2 separate regions of the Homo sapiens genome follow, and region 2 is linked to region 1. Evidence: chromatin loops called from intact Hi-C (ENCODE). Cell type or tissue: chondrocyte. All regions are shown on one strand. Each heading gives the region's core, and the rest is flanking DNA. Links, peaks and the distances in the headings are about the cores only. Region 1 overlaps CCDC169-SOHLH2 (CCDC169-SOHLH2 readthrough). Region 2 overlaps DCLK1 (doublecortin like kinase 1).

The links. Hi-C counts contacts between places; a loop is a spot of excess contacts. Peaks named below come from ENCODE experiments on the same cell type or tissue, not always from the same donor. Only the 100,000 strongest peaks of a DNase experiment are listed, where the experiment ranks them.
Region 2: it touches region 1 in a loop (2.0-fold over the local background); 8 of 110 quality-filtered maps call a loop at or near these places.

What each region holds. Positions count from the first base shown.
Region 1 is chr13:36,272,339-36,277,721 of GRCh38, forward strand. The region is part of intron 2 of CCDC169-SOHLH2 (CCDC169-SOHLH2 readthrough); the gene reads right to left. The region is part of intron 4 of CCDC169 (coiled-coil domain containing 169); the gene reads right to left. Among named protein-coding and RNA genes, the nearest start is that of CCDC169, 23 kb to the right of the region's middle. RefSeq lists a silencer at 4,154-4,448. In chondrocyte, for the core only: CTCF peaks have their summits at 3,052 (motif pointing left) and 3,252; no DNase peak of the experiment used is centred there.
Region 2 is chr13:36,123,841-36,129,223 of GRCh38, forward strand. DCLK1 (doublecortin like kinase 1) reads right to left here. Exons shown (of 17, transcript NM_001330071.2): 2 at 1,922-2,316. The coding sequence starts at 2,297. Among named protein-coding and RNA genes, the nearest start is that of DCLK1, 4.8 kb to the right of the region's middle. In chondrocyte, for the core only: no CTCF peak of the experiment used is centred there; a DNase peak (open chromatin) is centred at 2,196.

The DNA.
Region 1 (5,383 bases), core at 76-5,075:
GGGTCTGCTTTAGTAGCTCCACTGCACTTAATCATAGGCAGAGAATAGCCCTTAGGAAGTATAAACCTGATACAAAAGTAGTAACACATGTAAAAATTTTTTGAAGCCCAGCACCTAGGGTCCTCAATTAACCTTCCTGTCCTGGGAAGTCTGTGAGGTTCATTGTTGGGTCACCACACTAACTTTTCTATTTTTTTAAATTATTTTTTCTCTCATTTTTTCTTCCTATTTCTTCCCAATCAACACACTAACTTTTCTAAAGGGCATTTCAGGTTTTTTGCTGAAGAATCCTCCAATCTCCTACCCCATAAGGTTTAATCCTAGCTGCTGGTTTATGGAGTAGGGCAGGAGAAGAGAGCTGAGAGTTCCATTATTCAAACGGCATATTTTCATTTGATCCCATCATTCTTAGACCTCTATCTCACTCACATGTCTCTGTGTCTGAAACTCCAAAGTACAAGAGCTATTGCAGTTTAATTTCTCCAGAAAATAGACTCCTAACTGAAGGAGAGTATCCCAGCTGCGTGGGATGGCAGAGGGGTCCCAGTGACCAACTGTTCCATGTGTTCATCTTCAACTGTCTCCCAGTTTTCAGCTCCTTTCTCACCCCCACCTTCTTCCATACCTGCCAAGTTCTAAAGCACTAAGCAGGTCAGAAGAGTGAATGCATTATTTTCACTGATATTCTTCTCTGCAGGCACTCTGTTGTTGTTTCCTCAACTTCTATCAAGTCAATTTGTATTCTTCCAGCTATGAGCCTTCCAAAATTTGTTTAAATCACTCACCTGCTGAGATTTCTTCTTATCCATTAATTTCAATGATCAGCTATCATGTCTTGTCTAATAAATATCATATCCAAATGTAAAAGTAGGCCCCTGGGTGCCTATTCTTAACATTTTCTTCACAATTCAAACTCAACTTCACCTATTTTGGTGATTTATGATAAAAAATTATGATTTTACTTACACCAATTATACCCACAGTTTTCCAATTTTACATTTGTTATTGGATTTTGTCAGGTGGGAGTACTTTAGGAGTTTTATACATGGGAAGAATATGGGTTTGTGAGATAGGAGCATGTAAGAGTGAACACACCAAATGATGTAATAGTTATAAAAAAAATATCCTGAGGCCCCACACACATACTGCCTTACTTACTAGCTTCACAAGCAAAAAATGTTTTGACTAAAATGGGGAACATTCTAATTATGCACATTTGCATTTTTTAAAGCACAATAATACTACGCTTCAATAATATTTCTACTATTCTACAAGATTTAAAAATAATAATTTTATACTCAAAAACTGTGAATTCTAAAATAGATCACATTTGAGATTGCTAACAACCCACCCTGGTATTTGAGTTAGAAATTCCATCAATGTTTTTATTTAAAATTTTTTTGTAATGTACTAATTTCTAAAGCTTTATAAGCACCATGTGGAAAATGTATTAAGAAGCAGCTTCATAGCAGTTGTGGTCTTCGTGCCTTGTCCTTCGTTCTTTCTTCACTATTATCTTTAAGCTTTAACACCTTGGTTTCTTCCTCCAGCCTCTAACACATGACTTTGTCTCCCAGCTCTGTGCGTGTTCATTCTCTCCAGGCTCAACAGAGAGACACAAAGTATTTTCTCTTCTGCAGTTAGCCTCAGCATTGCCCCCACACACAGTTACAGCTGGTGTGGCCCAGAATTCCCAGAATAACCCACTTCATTCTCCTTCTCTATACCTGCTTCCTATGAGTTGTGTTTTAGGCATACTATGCTTTGAAATTATACTATAACTCAGGAAGTTAGGATGTTTCATTGTGGCAATCTCATGGGAATAAGGCCAGCATAAAAATAAATTATCCTGGGGAGACGACAAAAACACATTATAGATTTTGCAAAAACGACAGCAATCATGAAGTAACCTGGACCATTAACAAGAAGATATTTGTAATTATCCACTTATAAATATACATACCAGAGATCCTTGAAAAGTATAAAATTGTACTACAATAACTTTAAGGTTCCCTCTTATTTTACTGACTCCAAAATGAACTAGATATCTTTAAAACAGAAGAACAGACTCTCTCATTCCATCACTTCCAATTCACTGGACTGTTCATAACTTAATGTTCTTGATCTTCCCAAGGAGCTGCTTTTATCTGATTATATAAATCAATGGTAATATACTAGAAAACTGCAGCCTGGAAAGACAAAGCAACGCCACAGTTAAACTGAAAATTCTACTAGATATTAACAACAACGAAAATCATATACATAAAGCTAATTCTATTATCATAAAAGAGCTGTTTTGTTTTGTTTCTGACACTAATAACTTCTTAGCATTCCAAGCAATAACATATTTCACCTACGATCTTGTTTTAATTTGCTTTTTAAAGGTCATTTTCCAAGAGTAGATTGAAACAACAGGGTAAGAATAAGAAATTTCAAGATACTGTTTACACACCTGAAATAAAGTATACTTAGGTTTTTAAAAAAGTCCCTCACCTCTATCCAAAGCAGAGAGAAAATTCCATTAGCTGCATTTTTTTTTTTTTTTTTTTTGAGACAAAGTCTCCCTGTCGCCCAGGCTGGAGTGCAGTGGCGCGATCTCTGCTCACTGCAGGCTCCGCCTGCCAGGTTCACACCATTCTCCTGCCTCAGCCTCCCGAGCAGCTGGGACTACAGGCGCCCACCATCACGCCCGGCTAATTTTTTGTATTTTTAGTAGAGACGGGGTTTCACCGTGTTAGCCAGGATGGTCTCGATCTATGACCTCGTGATCCGCCCGCCTCGGCCTCCCAAAGTGCTGGGATTACAGGCGTGAGCCACCGCGCTCGGCCTGCATATTATTTTTAAACCAATGATTGCTAACAAACACACAAAAAAAAAGTAAAAAAAAAATCACTCCACTGAACGCTTACAAAAGAAAAAACAGGAGAATACAATGTAGTTAAGCACAGCTCCTATATATATAGTACTTTTCAATATAGGCAACTGCAACAATGAAAGAACACAGCCTTCTACATTCTTAAATACCAAATGCCCCCTTGTGGACAGCACTGTTACTAGATTTGCATATAAAATCTGTTTAAACTAACTTTTCTGTCTGTGATTTGAAGCTATGTACCTATCAATTGACCATTCTGATCTTGGAGAGAACACAAACCCAGTGAGGGCTGTCCACAGAACACCTCAGGAGGCAGTCTCAGAGATTATAGCATTTTAATAACCTCAATACTTTAAAAATATATACTTACACGTGTCAATAGTGCTCTAGTGTCACTAATTTTAATGACTGGTTATCAGGCATTAAAAACAACATTTCTAAGAATTTTCAAAAGGCATAAACTACCACAGTGAGCCCAGTGGGAGCATGACTAATTGGGTGTACAGTGAGGTAATGGGTCCCAGGAAGACCCAAATAGGGCTGGATGTCCATCAGGCAGCACAGCTAAAAGAAGAATCTGAATCATGGTAAAGAAATTAGTATCACAGTCAGGAAAATGGTGTGGGGCAACAGGATGAAGAAAAGATAAGTAGGTCAATGAGTAATAAGACTGGAAGTCAGAGAGTGGGACATGACATGGACCACAACAGAGAATAATAGAGGGGAGAGTCTTGCTTCTCTGAAGAGCCAGGTGTGTGATAAAAACAATGGCCCGATGGTTTAAAAGAACTAAGACTTAAAACCATCTCTTTCTTCAGGCTTCTCTTGCTTTTGTAATATGTTCTTCTCCTGTTTGTCCTATGGCAAGCTGAAACATATGTCTGAAGGGAATATAGACAAACAGGCAAAGATTAATATTTCAAAAAGCCAATTCATCAAAGGATTAATTTGCAGGGAGACCAATCTACCTACGATTCCAAATTTACTAAAAATTCGCTTTAAGGAAAATCATTCATATATGTGAACTTATAACCTGAAATATACTCTTTTTCTAAGAATATTTTCAATAATAATACTAAATGCTAAATGATTTCCGTAAGTTTTGGGTTTTCAACAAACATTTATTAAAATGTTACTAAATAAAATTATATTCATTAGAACATATTCAAGGATTTGGATTTCGGCAAATTGGCTTCCTGTGAATTGGTTTTCTACAAATTGATCAAGAGTCTTCCAGAGAATGTTTGAGATGAGATTAAGTATTTTCCTAAATAATGTTTCTCTGTTTCTACACCTTCTCCCCCATTCTTTTCACCACCAGCTAGTCTTGTTAGCTTTAGGAACAGGATCCATCTGACTGACTAAGCATATGCACTGGTGAGAGATTTCCCTGAAGGATCCAAGCTGCCTGGGTGTAGTGGAGGACAAGGGGGAGGGTACTGATAGGAAAACTAGAGAAAGAGAAAAATAGGGGTCATCACTTTTATGACTCTGAATGAGTCAAGGAATAGGACTTCCACTTTGCAATACAATTGACTACAGGGATATGGTGGGGCTTGTTGATAAGAGCCATTACAGTAACTTATCACAAGCAAGGCTGTATTCCACATCTTTCTCTGAGGGATATACATCCCCTATATCTGTTGATCTTAAGTTGTGCTCTGTAATAGAGCCTATTGTGAGGTCTGCCAAAAAAATACAAATGTCCAGGCCTTACTCCAGACCTACCAAATTTCTGGGGAAATCCTCAGAACGTATACTTTTAATATACATTAGTATACATACATAATGTATATAAAAGTATACATTAAGCAGCACTATTCACAATAGCAAAGACATGGAATCAACCCAAATGCCCATCAATGATAGATTGGATAAAGGAAATGTGGTACATATACACCATGGAATAATATGCAGCCACAAAAAGGAAAGAGATCATATCCTTTGCAGGGATATGGATGGAGCTGAAAGCCATTTCCCTCAGTAAACTAATGCAGGAACAGAAAACCAAACACCCCATGTTCTCACTTATAAGTGGGGCCTGAACATTGAGAACACATGGACACAGAGAGGGGAACAACACACACTGGGGCCTGTCAGGGGGTAGGGTGGGGGAGTGGAGAGCATTAGGAAAAATAGCTAATGCATGCTGGACTTAATACCTAGGTGATGGGTTGATAGGTGCAGCAAACCACCATGGCACATGTTTACCTATGTAACAAACCTGCACATCCTGCACATGTACCCCAGAACTTAAACATTAAAATTAAAAAAGAATATACCTTTAATATATATTAATATGGCTACAGGTCTTTGCTGAACATACCTGGAAATTCTTGGAAGGAATTTCAGGTAGGCACTAAGTCCCGTTTTGGTGAATGCACATGTTAGAGACTAGAAAATGTACACCCAACTAGCTCAAGGGAAGTAAAGGTTCTGCACTTTTTATTAAGAGGGTTAAATATCAGCTGGGTGAGGTGGCTCACGCCTGTAATGGGAGGCTGAGGC
Region 2 (5,383 bases), core at 236-5,235, 150 kb before region 1:
TTGCAGTAAAAGACAAAGAAGATGGTGACAAGCATGCCATAATTTTGCTGGTCCCTAGATGTGAAGGGAGTACTGTCATCTACCACCTCCCAGACCCTCTCCTTGGTGGATGGGAGTCATTGGAGTATCTTCGGCCACTTCTAAGTAAAGATCATTTCTGGGTGGGAAACTGATTGAAGTACCCCAACCCCCATAGATGCTACACAAGTGACTCTGGAACAGAGTGAGGTGTCAACCCATGGCTGTCTTAGGATGTGCTTTGAGATCTTGCCATATTTTTCCCTACAGTACTACCGGCCCTCAGAGGGACGGCTTGTTGACTGGTCATGCACCTGACTTTGCGTATAACTTTTATCCAGATCCCCTAGACTATACCACCAAATGTTTCATTTAACCTTGGATTTCCAAAGGTCATGCAAAGGACAGGGCACAGAAATTAAAGCTGAAACAGTAAAATTTCATGTTAATTCTTCTCCTTTAATTTACTGGAAGTTCCACCCTCTGAATAGAAGGAAAAAGGCCAAGTCCACAGGCATGTTGGCAGCATGTCAAGTCACCGAAAAGGGATGTGAATTCCCACAAAATAAACACAGGCTCCTCTGCACGCTCTCAAGGCCAGTCACACTGTGATCAGGCTGGCATTTCTGCCAAGGGATGAAGGGAAGCAAAAAGGGAGAAGTCCCCAGCCTTGAATCACATACATACACTGGTTACAAAGCAGGACAAGAGGGCTCTGTCAGTGTGCGGTCAGGGGAGAGCAGCCCCCAACTCCAACGGGGCTGCAACGGGTGCTTCCTGCTACCTGCACAAGAGAGGGAGGGATTATATGGCATCCCTCCTGGACCCAGTTGAGTTACACGGCCTGAGCAAATAGTTCTGGAGTAAAAATGAACTCAAGGTGAAATCAAGCTCTTCCAACACTCCATCCAACCTCCCTTTCCCAGATTCTTTTGTGCCATCTACTTCTTCATCATCAGGGCCTTGAGATCTCAATTTCAGAAAAATCAACCCTCCAAAAAGGATCTGCTAGCTTTTTTTGCACCTTGGTATACATTTAATCCCAGTCTTTTTTCTCCAACTCATTTTAATTGGCGATGATTTCTAAGGCAATGACAGGCTTTATGCCCTGTTCAAACAGGGTCAGTCCTGAGGCAAGTGTAGCCCAGAGTCGGTGACCTTCTCTGCTTGCATAAGATACCAGGCTGCATCCGTGGACGCAAACAGTCCTATTTCCACATTAAATGTCTAAAACAGATAATGACTATTAACCTAAATTGGACTTAAAAAATTAAACTGAACAGATTAGTCCCTGCATATCCTCAAAAATCAGAGAAAGACAATAATCCTTTAAACTCAAAAGGAAGCATCGCAGTGGAACGAGCTGTCAGAAAACCTGTTTTGGTCCAGGGTCATCACTATCTTACCACGTAACCACCGACATGTCATTTGAATTTTCTGGTCCTTAGACTCCAAAGATAAAATTAATGGGTTTGATAGCTATCTAAGGTTCCTTTCAACTCTAAAATTTCATGATCCATTTGTCATTTTCAATTCAAGTACTTTCGGATATCGTGATAGCAAAAGTTTAATTTGCATTTAGAAACGAATATAAACTATGAGATTGAAGAGATAAAATGGACTTTTAAAATTAATGCAGCATGGGTATGAGAAAGAAAATAGAGAATGCTGTAGAATTAGGGACTTTTTCCCTTAGCACATTATTATAAGCTACCTGACAATACCATTAATTTTTTTTCCTTTTTACTCTACACAATAGCACATTCGTATGTCTGAAACTATAAGGATCACAGCCATAAGGCTGAATGTCAACTGTCAGAGGGCAAATGCGAATCGGCTACAACACTGGAAATCTGAGCCTGGAACCTGTAGGGTCACGTGGGGGTTATCTCACAGCGCTCACCTTCCACCAGTTGGTCCAGGCTGGAAATCTTCTTGAGCCCATCAATGGTGTAGATTGTTCTCACTCCCTGGGGCAAATTCACGTTATCCGACAGAGTTCGGGTCAAATCAGCCAGCAGGGCCTCAAAAGATCGGAACCGGTCTGGGGAGATGGCATACACAATCCCTTTGAAGTATCGATCTCCGTTTCGATAGAAACGAACTTTCTTGGCCTTCTTCTCGGAGCTGAGCGTCTGCAGCGTGCGGGTGCGGTAGAAGCTGCAGTGGGCGCTGTGCGTCGGGCTCGGCAGGCCGTTCACCCGCGACCCTCGGCTGTATCTCTGCGCCTTATCCCGCTCGTCGAAGTGCTCCAGCTCCATGTCTCTGCCGAAGGACATGATGGACTTCAAGTAGGACCTACGAGCCCCAGAAACAAAAGCAGACACACATATTGATGTAGGTTATATATATATATATATTTTTTTGTTTTTGTTTTTTTTATGTTAGGGACAGGGTCCTGCTCTGTCACCGGGCTGCAGTGAGATGGCACTCACTGAAGTACTCACTGAAGCCTCACACTCCTGGGCTCAAATGATCCTCCTGCATCAATCTCCCAGAGTATCCGGGACTACTACAGGTTACAGGTGCCTGCACCACGCCTGGTTAATTTCCTTCATTTTTTGTTCATTTGCTTGTTTTTAGTAGTAGTGATGAGGGTCTTGTTTTATTGTCCTGGCTGGTCTTGAATCCCTGGCCTCAAGTGATCCTCCCCCGCCCCCCAACCCCTTTGGCCTCCCAAAGTTTGGGGATGATGTTATTTTGAGATCATGATTTCAAAGGGTCTGCTTCAGAACAGCTGGGTGGAAATATTGCTTTAACTGATGACACATTTAATATGAGTTATCAAGTGGGACAGAAAGAGAAAGGGATGTGAATTCCCACAAAATAAACACAGGCTCCTCTGCACGCTGTCAGCAGAAGAGGCCGATCCCAGTGGAAACAGCTTATTAATCAGCCACAAATTTGTTAGAAGCAGCTCCTAGGTTGCCCATGGTTCATCAGGCTTCAAACAGATATTATTCCCAATAGACACAACAACTTTCCAAAGTATTGTCCTTCCTTACAAAAGAAGAAACTGAGGCACAGAAAAATTTCCCCTAAATTGCTCCAAGTAATACAGTTGAGAAATGCTTGTACCAGCAACTCTGTTCCAGGTTTCCCTGACTCCAAAGCCCACTGCTCCTTGCAGGGCAGAGGGCTAATCCTGGTAGCAGGAAGAAAATAAGCTCTCATATCATCATACAGTGAAAGAGAAGTAGCTATGGTGGGCTGGGACAGAAAGAGAGGGCAGGCAGCATAACAGTCAGATTGTAAAAGTTTTACATAATGTTTGTGTGCCCCATGGCCAGATGGAGAGCAAATTAAATCAATCTGTAGGTTGGACCAACTTAAAGAAGATTTTCCAACATATTCACACATTCAATATTTTTAAAAGCAAATTCACTATACTTCATTTACTTATATTTAGTACTTCAGAAAAGTTGAGTTTAAAAAAAGAAGAAAAAGGAAGAGAAGGAGGAGAAGGAAGAGGAACAACAAGAAAGGAAAAAATGTTTGGAAGTACATTTCTTGGTTCTTCCTTTCATTAAGACTATCTTTGTGATTGAAGAAATTGAGGCTTAAAGATGTCGATTTACACTTGACCCCATGCTAGCTGTGTAAGCTTGAAAAATCTACTTGCTCAGCATCTTTAAGCCTTGATTTCCTCAACCACAAAATGGGAATGAGAACAGTACCTACCTCACAGTCAGTATTAACTATTAAATAAATTCATGCACATGAAGTTCTTATCATAGTGTCTGACATGTGATAAGTACTAATTTTTTTATTAATAAAATCTGTTTTTGTGTTCCTGGCCCTGACACATAAAGAGCTAGCAGGAATAGAATCTTTCCTTTCTGGCAAGAGAGGCCCCTGCTTTCTTCCTGATCTCCATCTCATGACCTTTTGAAAGGTACATCTGTACCCCCTGGTCCCCACAGCAAGCTGACTGGAGGACCAGTTCATCCTTGCTGAGGGGTTGGTTGATAAAGGTTTGTGGAGCCTTGCAGGGGAATCTGTGGTTTAACAAGACAATCTAGAAAGTGGAAAGACCAAAGCATTCAAAGGAAAGACACTTTAATGACAAAATTTCAGGCATGTTGAAATAGAATATCAGGAAAATGGAAAATTTGGAGCAAGAACCTTACAAGCACTCCCCAAGTCCCACCATATTAGATGGACATCACCTTTCTGAAGGTCAGTGAACACTCACCAATGCACCACTGTCTCCCCAACCTTTCTTTGGCCCTCAGTAAACTGACCTCTGATCCATTCAGAGTGGCTAAAATTTCACACCTGAAAGCATGACTAGAGATTTGGTACTCCAGAAATGAAGTGAAAGAAAGCAATATTTACTGAAGGTCTAGGAGGTACCTGACACTATTACTCATCAACCAGTTGTATAATATGCTAAAAATTCTCTTCTAAACCTCATATTAATCCAACAAGGTAGGTAATATTATTAATATTCAGGTGAATATGGAATTTATCCAGGGTCCCAAAATTATAACTGAGGGGTTGAGATTTGAACCCAGATTTACTGTAACTCCAAAGCTGGTGTTTTCCATCCCTTGCTCCTTTGAAACTGGTTCCTCTTCAGCATGAGAAGCAGGATTTTGTAAGCCCTCACTCCTAACTAGCTCAGTGACCTTGGACAGGCCACATAACTGATCCAGACCTCGTCTGCACACAGAGGAAGCAGTGGTCAGCAGGCCTCTGATGTTGGTGATTCTATCTACCTGCTTATGGGTCTATTGCTGACCCCACTGAAGGTCTGGGGAGGGAGAAATGAAGTGTGATTTAAACCTGGAGTGTTAATGAGTTCAGTGTACTTTTTTCCCTCCAAATATGAAAACTATTTCTTGCCTCTTAATAACTCATAGTAGTCAGAATTTGCATTTTTCAAAAACAGTTATATATAGGCAGCTCTGAACTGGTTTCATTGATTTTGATGTTAGATAACTTTAAAACAATGATCCCTTGATATCCAGTCCTGTAGGCATTAGTTGTTAAACAGAACCAATTTTTGTCCAGGATATTGGTAACTGCTCTTACTTTTTAATTTATATGGTTTTAAAGTGAGCTCTCTTGTCTTCTAAAAGGGAGTGTGTCTTGGGGGTGGAGTGGAAGACACTCCCAGTACTCACACCAACTCACTAAGTTCTTCAACATTTTGTAAATTATAAAGGCCAAACTCACTTTTGAAGTTTGTGTTTTATTCTTAAAGGCAGTGATCATTCTCCCAACACTAGGAGTTTGGGGATTTCCTTCCAAATTGATATAAACTAAAAGAAAACAAGCAGGGCCATAGGGAAGGATGGCACAGTTCTGTTACCAGAAAGAGTGCACATCGAATTCTCAGTGACTGACAATTGGCAAAGGC